3 separate regions of the Homo sapiens genome follow, and all the other regions are linked to region 3. Evidence: chromatin contacts called from ENCODE Hi-C or POLR2A ChIA-PET data. All regions are on one chromosome and are shown on one strand. The core of a region is the stretch at or near the end of the contact, and the rest is flanking DNA. Distances in the headings are between cores, read along the strand shown.

Evidence for each region. A loop is a pair of places that touch in the nucleus more often than their neighbours do. ChIA-PET counts read pairs that join two places held with the same protein, here RNA polymerase II (POLR2A). Pooled maps may share reads with other maps.
Region 1: a map of heart right ventricle shows a loop between it and region 3 (9-fold over the local background). The contact joins the enhancer-like site here to the promoter of PLPP3 in region 3. A Hi-C loop is called at or near these places in 11 of 168 maps with a recorded cell type or tissue (GM12878, aorta, cardiac septum and 6 more), 3 of 37 single-sample maps with no recorded cell type and 19 of 50 pooled maps. POLR2A ChIA-PET finds 5 or more read pairs at or near these places in 2 of 52 experiments (OCI-LY7 and PC-9).
Region 2: a map of prostate gland shows a loop between it and region 3 (8-fold over the local background). The contact joins the enhancer-like site here to the promoter of PLPP3 in region 3. A Hi-C loop is called at or near these places in 7 of 168 maps with a recorded cell type or tissue (GM12878, OCI-LY7, cardiac septum and 4 more), 14 of 37 single-sample maps with no recorded cell type and 15 of 50 pooled maps. POLR2A ChIA-PET finds 5 or more read pairs at or near these places in 1 of 52 experiments (GM12878).

The regions. Positions count from the first base shown.
Region 1 is chr1:56,254,312-56,257,621 of GRCh38, forward strand. The region is part of intron 1 of LOC124904186 (a long non-coding RNA gene); the gene reads right to left. Among named protein-coding and RNA genes, the nearest start is that of LINC01767, 160 kb to the right of the region's middle. Within about 2 kb of position 1,645, at least 17 of the 41 ENCODE cell types and tissues checked have a DNase peak (open chromatin) inside an H3K27ac peak, as active enhancers do; they include gastrocnemius medialis, heart left ventricle, heart right ventricle and 1 more, where a contact is called at or near this core.
Region 2 is chr1:56,144,949-56,148,284 of GRCh38, forward strand. No RefSeq gene overlaps it. Among named protein-coding and RNA genes, the nearest start is that of LINC01755, 200 kb to the left of the region's middle. Within about 2 kb of position 1,688, at least 2 of the 41 ENCODE cell types and tissues checked have a DNase peak (open chromatin) inside an H3K27ac peak, as active enhancers do.
Region 3 is chr1:56,577,130-56,580,870 of GRCh38, forward strand. It overlaps PLPP3 (phospholipid phosphatase 3), which reads right to left and starts at 2,434. Exons shown (of 6, transcript NM_003713.5): 1 at 1,749-2,434. The coding sequence starts at 1,887. RefSeq lists an enhancer at 1-419.

The sequences.
Region 1 (3,310 bases), core at 395-2,894, 320 kb before region 3:
TAGGGGTGATGGCCCTGCCTAGTGAGGGCATGGAAATCTCTGTCTGCCTGGTTTATGTGTTCCCAGCAGGGGTCATCAAAAGAGTCTGAATCCAAGGCAGCAGTTAATTGGAATCCTTGCATGACCATCATTTTGACATGGAACTGTTGCGACCTAGAAGACACAAACTACAAGGAAGCTAAACAAACAAGGACCAAAGATTAGTAGGAATAAGATAGCTATTAAAGGTCCCAGGAAGTTAGGAACCATGTTACACTTGGTAGGTACCCTTTGATGGAGTCCCAAATGGCTTGAGTAGTTGGGGTTATTGAAATTATGTAGCCAGATAGCCTGTTGGTAAATCTTTTGAACTTGCAGTTCAGCTAACCCTGATTGTTAATATAAGAACAGCAGGTATGGTTTATTACGTGCAAACCCCTCCTAGCAGTTCATGCTCTGGCTCTGCTAGGGCCTCATACAATGGCTTAGTAATAAGCCCAAATCCTGGGATCCAAATCCTGCAAAATCCTGCCATACCCAGGAACGTTCTGAGCTGCCTCTTTATTTATGGATGTTTCACCTTTAAGATAGCCTCCTTTCTGAATGGGTAGCTTTTAAAGTCCCATTCGAACTTTAAGAATTTCTAAATCTATGAGTGTAAGGAATTTCTCTTTTAACACGTATATTCCTGAGCATATTTTGCTCAGGCAAATATTTTAGTAAAGGGAAAAGAGGGAAAAAGTTGGGAGTGAGTGCCCACATCTCTCTCTTGTCTTCACCTCATCTTTGCCTACACCCCAGTCCCACTCAGAAACTGTGTTTGTTTCTCAAACATGTTATGCTCCCTCACCTCCAGGGTTTTACACATATTATTTCTTGTCCCTGAATTACTCTTCCTGGATTATTCTTCAACTAGCTAATTTCCTTTCATTCTTTAGATCTTAGCTAAGTGATAAACTTCTCTGACAAGTCTTCCCTGCCACCTGTCACCTCCATCTTCACGACCCCCACCAAGTCTGGATGGAGGGCCTTTCACACAGCATCTCATAACTCTCTGGGCTTCCCTCACTACAGCCCTCATCACACTATATTTTACTTGTCACTTTACAGGCCAATGTTTCCAACTAGACTGTCAGGGCCATATCTATCTGTTTCAAGGCTCAATAATTCTTTGTTGAATGAACAACAAGGTGAATTCAATCTAAAGGGTTATGGAAATACCTTTTAAAAGTACTAAAAATTCACAGGTGCAGACCTCTTCTTTAAACTGTGGCAGCCCCAAGGATGTCACATGTATTTCCCACTTTGCTTTGCCCCCATCCTCATTGATGGACATATGCTCCATATTGGCCTTGGTGCCTGCAGCTTGTGATTCATGCTGAAAGCACATCTGAAACCCTCATCTTTATAGCTCTTTTCTGAGAAAATTACCCAATCTGGCAATCTGTCTGGCCCCAAGGATACTTGACAGATCAAATTGAACCAGGCCAGATGGAAGCGGGAAATGAACTCCACCATCAAATTGTCCAATGCCTGAAAAATGTTGGCTTTGAAACAATGCAGGTCTTCTCATGCATTTCCTAGAATCAGAGGAAGGTGTTCTCTGCTGCGTCAAGGCAGTGAGGCCTCTGTGTTCCTGACTGAGGCCCCCAAGTGAGCTCCGTGTCCACAGCAGAGCTCCCTGCCAGGTGGAGTGTCACAGCTGTGGAATCAGAGAAGTTGTGCAAGAGGAGAAGGAAGTTTTCCAACTCAGCAAAAGAACAAGTCTTGGAGACCAAGCTCAGGGAGAGTGGGAATCGAAAACAAGGCCAAGAATTATGAAATAATGTACACGTGGCAAAAACTAAGGCTCTTTAGTAACTGCAAGATCTAGAGGGAAGTGAATGAGCAGAAAGTTGGGAGGAAGAATGAGAGTGGTCAGGAACACACAAGGAATTGCAGTGCTTTCTTACAACCTGGCATTTGTTGCGAAGTTTTCTACAGAGTTAAATTGTATGTTAATGTATTCACCAATCATTTATGCAGCTTTTGTGCTTAGCATAACTCTCTGGATCTGCACTGCTACCCTAGGTTCTATTATTATTCCCATTTTAGAAATGAGAAAATTAAACTTCAAAGAGGCCCTCAAGTGGTCAGGTCAGGCTTTATGCCCAGGACCTGTGTTATCCAAAGCCCCTGTTCTGGATTTGAGCCTGCCCTGAATTATCTTATAAGCTGAGCAATCCTGAGCAGTCTCTTTCCTCACATGCAAAATGAGAGTGTTATAACCAATGAGATAATTGATATTAAATGATTTCAACTATAAAGCACTATGCAAATTTGAGTTGCATGTATTTGTTTATTTGCTTGCTTGCTTGTTTATACACTATTTTATTTCACAATGAGGCCTGAGTGAGACCACACACGGTAAAATAACACTGTATGATAATTTGAATATTCATGCAAATAGAAGTACAGAGCAGATACGATTTTCTGCCTCACAAATCTTCATGCAGAGTCTATGCACACAAACAAACATAATGACTCCAACATGCAATGCAGAATAAAACATGCTGCATGGCCTCAAGAATCTCAGATTCTACAAGAGAAAACAGAGCAATAAACAGGCCTTTTTAATAGTACATTCAGCGCTGTTGAAAAGAAAAACACAGCAACTTGCAACTTTGGGGACTGTGACAGGACATCTAACCCAAGAAAGCACCCCTGGGATTTCTGAGCTGTTTCCTGAAAAATGGACTGGGTTACAAGGCTAAGCCTGGACGTGAAAGAGGAGCAGCGTATTCACACCCAGGGCAAGAGGGTGTGCTGGCTGGCAGGGCTGTGGAACTGAAAATAATTGGCCTGACTGAAACTTAAGTTATAGAGGCAGGTAGGATATATATGATAAAGTTACCTGACCTGAAATAATCCCTGGCTCTGCTCACAGATGTCCCCATTCCAGAACACACTGAAACATAGTGGGGTCTTCCAGAGCCTGATGCCTCACTCAGATCTAGTCACTTTTCTAGTTGCTCCTATGTGTACATCAACCTTAGCAACCTCTTACCTACACCACATCTCATTTCTCTTATAAGCAAAGACAAGATACCTAAGGTTTAATTAGGCTATGCCCATTTCTCTTGTTTCTTGGGAAGCTTAATGCCTAATGGTTCAGGTGTTAGGTTCTGGAGTCAAACTATCCCATCATCAAAGTCTGACCTTGGCAATTACTTGCTGCATAACACTGGGCAAATCACTTATTGTTTCATGCCTCAGTTTCCTCATCTGTAAAAATGGGACAATAATATCACCTACCACTTAAGGTTTGTGTGAAAATTAAATGGAAAAATGC
Region 2 (3,336 bases), core at 438-2,937, 430 kb before region 3:
GGAGTGATGTTGGTTGGCCTTAGGAAGTTTAACACTGTGAGTTATCACAGAATCAGACTGCTGCAGCAGCTGGGGTAGAATAAGCAATCTGGGATTCAAAAGGCAGGTAAGGCCAAGAGACTCTGAGGTGGGACATAAGATGTGTCTGATCCATTCTTCAACATGACTCACTACTCCCATGCACCGTCATCGAAAGGAAACCTTTCTGGCTTGGAAGAGCTGGTGTATCAGTTGAGATTCATTAAGCTTAAAGAAGCAGAAAACCTAAATGAAACTGGCTAAGATAATGAGGAAAGAAGGGAAGTTATTGGCTTACATGCCTACGAGTCCAGAAGGTCAGCAGGTTTCAGATTTGACGGCTCCACTGTCCTGAAGTTCTTTTGACTCAGTCTTTCTCCACAGGCCAACTTTCTATTCAGGCTATCACTAAAATGGCTGCAGCAACTCTAGGCCATTAGTGCACACATGACCACATTCCAATATCCAGAGGAAGACAGAAACTATCTCTTCATTTGCTTCTTTCTTACAAATGAAGAAACGTTTCCTAAAGGGTGCCTCAGCCAACATCCCCTTGCAGCTCTCATTGCCCAAGCTGGGTGATACATTCATTCCTTAACAATCCTCATTACAGGGATTCTAAACACTTTGATTGGCTGGGGCCTGGGCTCCTGAACCAATCACTGTGAAGAAAGATGGATCACCATGACTGCTTAACCCAATGGGGACCCACCTCCTGCACTGGGGTAATCCTCAAACTGCATGACAACCACAAAATGCAAGGGGGTGGGGAGGTGGACTTGGTGTTAAAGAGAAAACCACACTGTCGACAAGAGCCAGACTTCAAAAGCATCTAAAGAAACAAAGACAAAGCTGCCATCATCATTTGTTAGTAGACAGTTGTCATGGAGTGGGGATTGACTCACTTTAAGCAAAGTAGGTTTCAGCCAGTCTGTGTAGTTCTCCATGACTCTTACTGTTTCTTTCACTGGGACTCTCTATTCCCCATCCCTGCCTTTGATAGTGCATCTCATCCCTAAGCTTATTCCAAAAGCCTTCCTTGTTGTTTCACAGCCAGAAAACACAGGCTGAGTGATATATAAAAGCTTTGGAATTAGTAGCAATTTTAGAAATCTAGATCAGGGTTTTTCAAACTCCATGGCTCTGGAGAGCTCTCTCAGTTGTGAAACTTGTAGGGCTGAAAAGAAGAGCTAAGTAGTCGAGGCTCTAGGCCTCCTAAACCCCCCAACCAAAGCAGCTGTAAATTCATTTATTTTGCGTAGCTATATAGCTTTATTCAAGATTAATTTTTATTCAGGGGATTAAAAATCAAATCCCCTTATTATAAAAATGAGAAAACTGAAGCTCAAAGAGAGGGGTGGAAGCGTGTGTTGAAGGTCATGGTGCTTATCTGTACCTCCTCCTCAGGACACCTATGCTAACATTTGAAAAGTTTCACCTGTGCCTCATGAGCCCTCTCTTCTCCAGAATCAGTGGCCCCAGCTTCTTCAAATCTCACTCCAGTGAAGAGATTCTAAGCCATCTCACCAATTCATTGTTCAACTCCTTGTTAAAATCACTTCACTTCAAGTGTAGTGCCAAGAAATAATCATGATGAGTCAAATGCATCTGAGCAGCAGAGAGAAGAGCAGGACTGCCCTATGTCCCATCAGAATGTTGCACTCTTAATAATATAGCCAGGGATCACATTAGCTAGTTGGCAGGCACAGAACACCATTGCCTCATACTGTCCGTTAAAACTCTTAAGATGTTTTTACAAGCTGCTGCAAAGACTGTTCTCCTCATCCTGTTCCTATCCTCTTGTTTACTTAGACTCAATTGCAGGGTTTAACATGTATTTCATTTATTCTAAAATTCCACAATTCTAAGTGCCCACCGTGTGCATTTCTGGGCATTCCATGAGCACATGGAGAATTCTAGGACAGGAGGAGCAAATTCAGCTACCTTGAGGAGCCAGGCAGGTAGGGACAGAAGTCATATAAATAAATGAAGATGGCCAGGTATAGTTCAAATTTGTGAGCTATGAAGTCTGGTTAAAGGAGAACTAGGCCTCATCTAAAGAAATAGCTTTATTCAGCCTCAGCTAGCCATTGCCATGCAAGAATCAAGTCCAGAGTTGCTAGATCTTATGATTTAAAAAAAAAAAAATCTGGAAATGTGGATGTTGATTGGAAATATCCAGTCTTTTAAATGTTGGCCACTAACTCTCAAAGTTCTAATACACTCTATTGGCCAAACAAAACACATCTGCAGGCTGAGTTCAGGCCATGAACTTCAAATTTACAAACTTTGCCCTGTGAGGATGAGGGAGTTGGGCAGCACTAGTTAATGAGACAAAAGTATAAAAATGACTCGTGTTATCTTGGAATTAATAGCACAACATTTATTTTTAATATTACCCTATTAATCATACGCTTGAACTTTTTAAAGCTGGAAAGAATCTCTGGGATTATATTGTTTAATCCTCTTGTTTTATAAAAAAGGAATCTATGATTCACAGAGGAGAAATGAGTTGGATTTTAATTAAATGAATCCAAATGAATTCATGAAATGAATAAAAAAATTCAAGTTCTTAGAAATTGAGGAGATAATTGGTACATTAGCTCCTCAAACCTTAGTCCATGGTTTCTCAATCTAAGCATTATTGACATTTTGGACTGGATAATTCTTTGTTGTGTGTGTGGGTGGGGTGGAGGGGGAAGAGTTGTTTTGTGCATTGTGGGATGTTTAGTACCATCCGTGGGCTCTACCTACTAGAAGTCAATAGCACACTCCTGCAAGTTATCAGTGGCAAATGAAGGCAAGAATGTTTTTAGATATTACAAAGTGTCCCTGAGGGACAAAATTGCCACTGCCCTTGAAAATCACTATACCCTCTTCCAATCCCTTTGTCTTATGGTTGAGAGGACTCAGAAAACTCGAGAGCTTTCCTCAAAGTCACATGGGGAATTATTGGCATTGCTGGTACCAACACTTGAATCTCATCTTAACTCCTTCTAGAGTGCCCTATTAACAAAAGCCTGCAAATATGAGCCACAATTTGATCAGTAAGTTTTGTAAAACTGCATATTTTAAATTAAGAGGCAGCATGGCATAATGGTGAAAAGCATGGATTCCATGACTGACAAATCTGCATTTGGTTCTCAGCTCTTCTACTTACTTGCTTTGTGACATTGACCAAATTAACCTCTCTGAATGTTTGTTTACCACCTCACCTGAAAAATGAGTGGTAAAATGTATATAGTGCTTGTCACAAGATAGGGATTCATCAAATGGAAGTTGTTGTTATTATTATTATTATTATTACTATTATTTAAC
Region 3 (3,741 bases), core at 1,184-3,683:
ACACAGGGAGTTCCAGGCAAGTTTACAGCAAACAGCTTCCATGTGTTTAGTGCTTCCTTGTACTCCCCTGGGACCAGAGAGGGTCTTTTAAAAATTCAACAGCTTGATTACAAGACTTTAAGTAGTAATCTGTCCCACTGTGCATGATAATGAGCCAGCTGCCTTCAGGAAGGTAGGCCCCCCAGTGACAATTCCTTTACATAGCATCTTAATGTTGAATTAATGTTGAGAGACGTGGAAATGGGATGTGCCACCTGAACTACAGTGACTTTTCTTCCTTTCCACCCCTCCACCCTTCCACAGAGCACAATTATACCTTCAGCTGTCTCTTCTTACCTGAAGGGGGCCGTTCTTATTTTTAAACTCTAAGAATCCTATCTTTCTTTACTATGGACCATCAAGAGGACACTGCACAGTAAGAGCAGTGCTACAGAAAGAGTCATGAATACCAGAGAGGTATAACTCCAGCCTAAGAAGTCTCTGGTCTGCAAAATCTGCATGGACAAATCCATTTCAAAGGGGACTTAAGTCTGTGCAGGAGCTGTATTTTAAGGGAACTGAATTGGGAACACAGATGTTTCTTCAGTTAGCAGAGTTGGCAGAACAGCTTCTGGACCAAATCCGAGTTCCTAATGCGGGAAGGGGCCTTGGAGAGCATCTACTTCAACCCACTCATTCAACTGCTGAGGAAACTGAGGCCCATGAGGCAGTTAAGTGGCACACCCAGCAAGTGGCAAGAGTGGCAGTGTTCTGATGACAAGTACTGTGCGTTTTCCATTACACCATGATTCGCTTTAAAAAAAAAAAAATCCTAGGCTGACTTCAACCTTGGAAGTCCTGTTCATTCTTGTGAAGCGCTTTCTCCCTCCCCTACCGAGTTCATAAATCCTCCTCGCCCTCCCACTCCAATTCCTTTAACTCCCACCGCTCTTCCAGCTGTGGCTTCCAACGACTTTGGAAAACAGAAGTGGACCATCGCCTCAACTTTCTGGGGGCGCAATTAAATTTGTGGTCCCCAAACAAGATCGCAGCTGGCTTTCCCAGTGCCTCAATGTGCCCATCAGGGAAATGGGGCTCATCACCCCTGCTGCACCGAGTCAGAGAGTGGGCGAGCTAAAACTGATGCCCCTGAAGCCGCCTACCACCTGGCACACAGTAGGCACTCAAGTGATTGCTGAAGCCGTGCCCAGCACCAAGCCCGGGGAAAGCACCTACAGGAGAGGAGCAAGTGAAAAGGCCGGCTAGCCAGTCTGGCGAGCCTGGGCAGCAAAGGCGGAAGGGCTGGATGTTTACATACAGCCGCCGGGAAGGCAGCTCGGCTCCAGGCAGGAGCCCGACTCTCGGGGCGATCCATTTCACTCGGATGGAGGGCGACCAGCTAGCTATACGCTGGCTCTAGAGCGCGGCTCAACCAACTTCCCCTACGCTAAAAGGACGAACCCACACCTTCCGCGGGATTCCGCCCGGGCTTCCAACGTGGAGACGACTTTTACTGAGCTGGTTTAACAGTTGCCCACGAACGCTTAAGCACGCCCAGACCCACTCAAGTACAGGCCAAGAAGTCGGTGGGATCGGGGAGGGCGGGGGCTTCGGGCCTGGGCGGCGCAAAGGCTCCCCAGGAAGGCTGCGGGGGCCCCCCGGAGCTGACGGCGCGGCGCGGCGCGGCGCTGCGCGGCCCCGGACTGGGCTGGGACGCGCGCCGAGGGACGAGGGGCCGAGGGGCCGAGGGACAGCGGGGCTGGGCTCACCCATGAAGAGGCAGAAGAGGTCGAGGCAGATGAGCAGCACCCGCTTGCTGCCGCTCCTCCTCGGGTTGTTGTTGAGCGCCGGGCTGCCGCCGTTCTTGCTCTCCGGGACGATCGCTTTGTCGTACTTGTAGTTTTGCATGGCGCTGGCTGCGGCGCGAGCCTCCCGCCCCGCGAAGACGTCCCGCAACAGCAGCCACACACCCAGGCGCCCGGGTCGCCTCCTGGCCGAGGCTGCTGCGGATAGTGGCGGGTCGGCCCCGGCTCCGGGCGCGGCGGCTAGAGTGCAGCCGGGGCTGCCTGCCTCCAACTGCAGAAGGTGGTGTTTTCTGCTCCTCCTGCGCGCCTCTGCTTTCCTCTGTCAACCCTAAATCGTTCTAAAGTCCAAGGGGAAGAGAGCCAGATCCCGAGCAGAAACTTTTGCAGAGCTGCGCAGCTTGGGGCGCGCTGTTGTGGCGCGCGTCTGAGTGCGCGAGCGAGCGAGTGGGCAGCGCGGGCGCTCGGCCACCTTCCTCCGCAGCTGGTTCCTTAATGAATGGGAGCTGCGCTGAGCCCAGCAACTCCGGAGCGCCAGCCCCAACTCTAACTTTGCCTCCTCCTCCTCCTCCTCCTCCGGCTCCTCCTGCTCCTCCTGCTGTTGGTGCTGCTGCCGCGGCGGCTGCTGCTGTGATCGCCTGGGTTTGTTTTCTGCACTTTTATTTCACGAGGTCCTTTAAAAAGAGAAGACGTGGGGGGAGAGAGAGAGAGGGACCTCCTTACTTGGCTCGGATGGGATTCCGAAAGCACAGCCCCTTCCTTAAGCTGCCTAAGACGTAGGATAATTAAGGCCACATTTTCCCCCACCCCCTTCAAAAAAAAAAAAAAAAGTCCTAAAAGGAAAAGTTACTCTCAAACCAGAGAAACCGGGAGCCCCTAGCGTTCAGAAACACCAAATTGTCACCAAAGAAAAAATATATATAAATAAAAAGAAACATTTTCTTGCTGGCCTTGGGTCAAGTAAAAGTTAGGGCTGTACAGCTAAAATGCATTTTTCCTCACCTACAAACCTGAGGCTTTCAGGTCTTTATTGTGACTTGAATTGTATTACCCTGAAAATATAATTTTTAAGGAAAACAAGTTGTTTGTTTGTTTAAGATCTTAACATCCAACACCGGGTACTACGCTAGATTTTGAGAATACTAAAATGAAAAAGACTGCACGACTGTGGAACCACATCTCCTGGATTTCAATCCTGTGACTCTGTGCCTCAGTTTCCCCGTATGTAACTAGAGATAACTGTTCCTTTTCATATAGGGTGGTTGTGAAGACTTAATTTGTTAATCCGTATAAGCTCCTAGAACAGTGCCCAGTACATAGGAAGTGCTCTGTGAGGGTTAGCAATTACCTTTTTTCTGGGTGAAGGAGTCTCAGGCAACCCCTCTCTTGGCCCCAAGAGTAATTCTACTACTATGGGGAATTCCAGGGCAGCCAAAATGCTCTCTGCTTGAGTTTCAGACAATCTAACATTTTTCCTTAGAGGCTGGCATCTTATTTTTAATTATTTTATGTGAGTTAATCTTTTTTCCAGATAGAGAATAAACATTTCCAGGGCAAGGGCCTTCCCTTGTATCTTCTATAGTGCCTAGCATGGACCTGGGCACAGTGGACAATAAATGGATGTTTTTTCCAGGTGGTTCTTTGTGTGCATTCAGAAATGGAAATATTTGTAGCTTTTTGATACATTATATGAATCATGTTCTTTCTTACACTGACTTGTTTTGGGTTTTGATAACTTTATATGCAGCCACCATCAACCCTTTCTGGTACAATTGCCCTTTCTGGTACAATCCTTTCACACTCCACACCCCTGCTCTCCTGCACGCTCTGCCTATAATGCATACCCTTTCCTCCTCTAGTTAGGGAAATGCTTCTCTTGCTTTAGTATCCTCTGAAATGTCACCTCCTCTCTGAGTACTTTCTTCATTCCTGCACAGAATTAACTTCACTGTCAACTCTT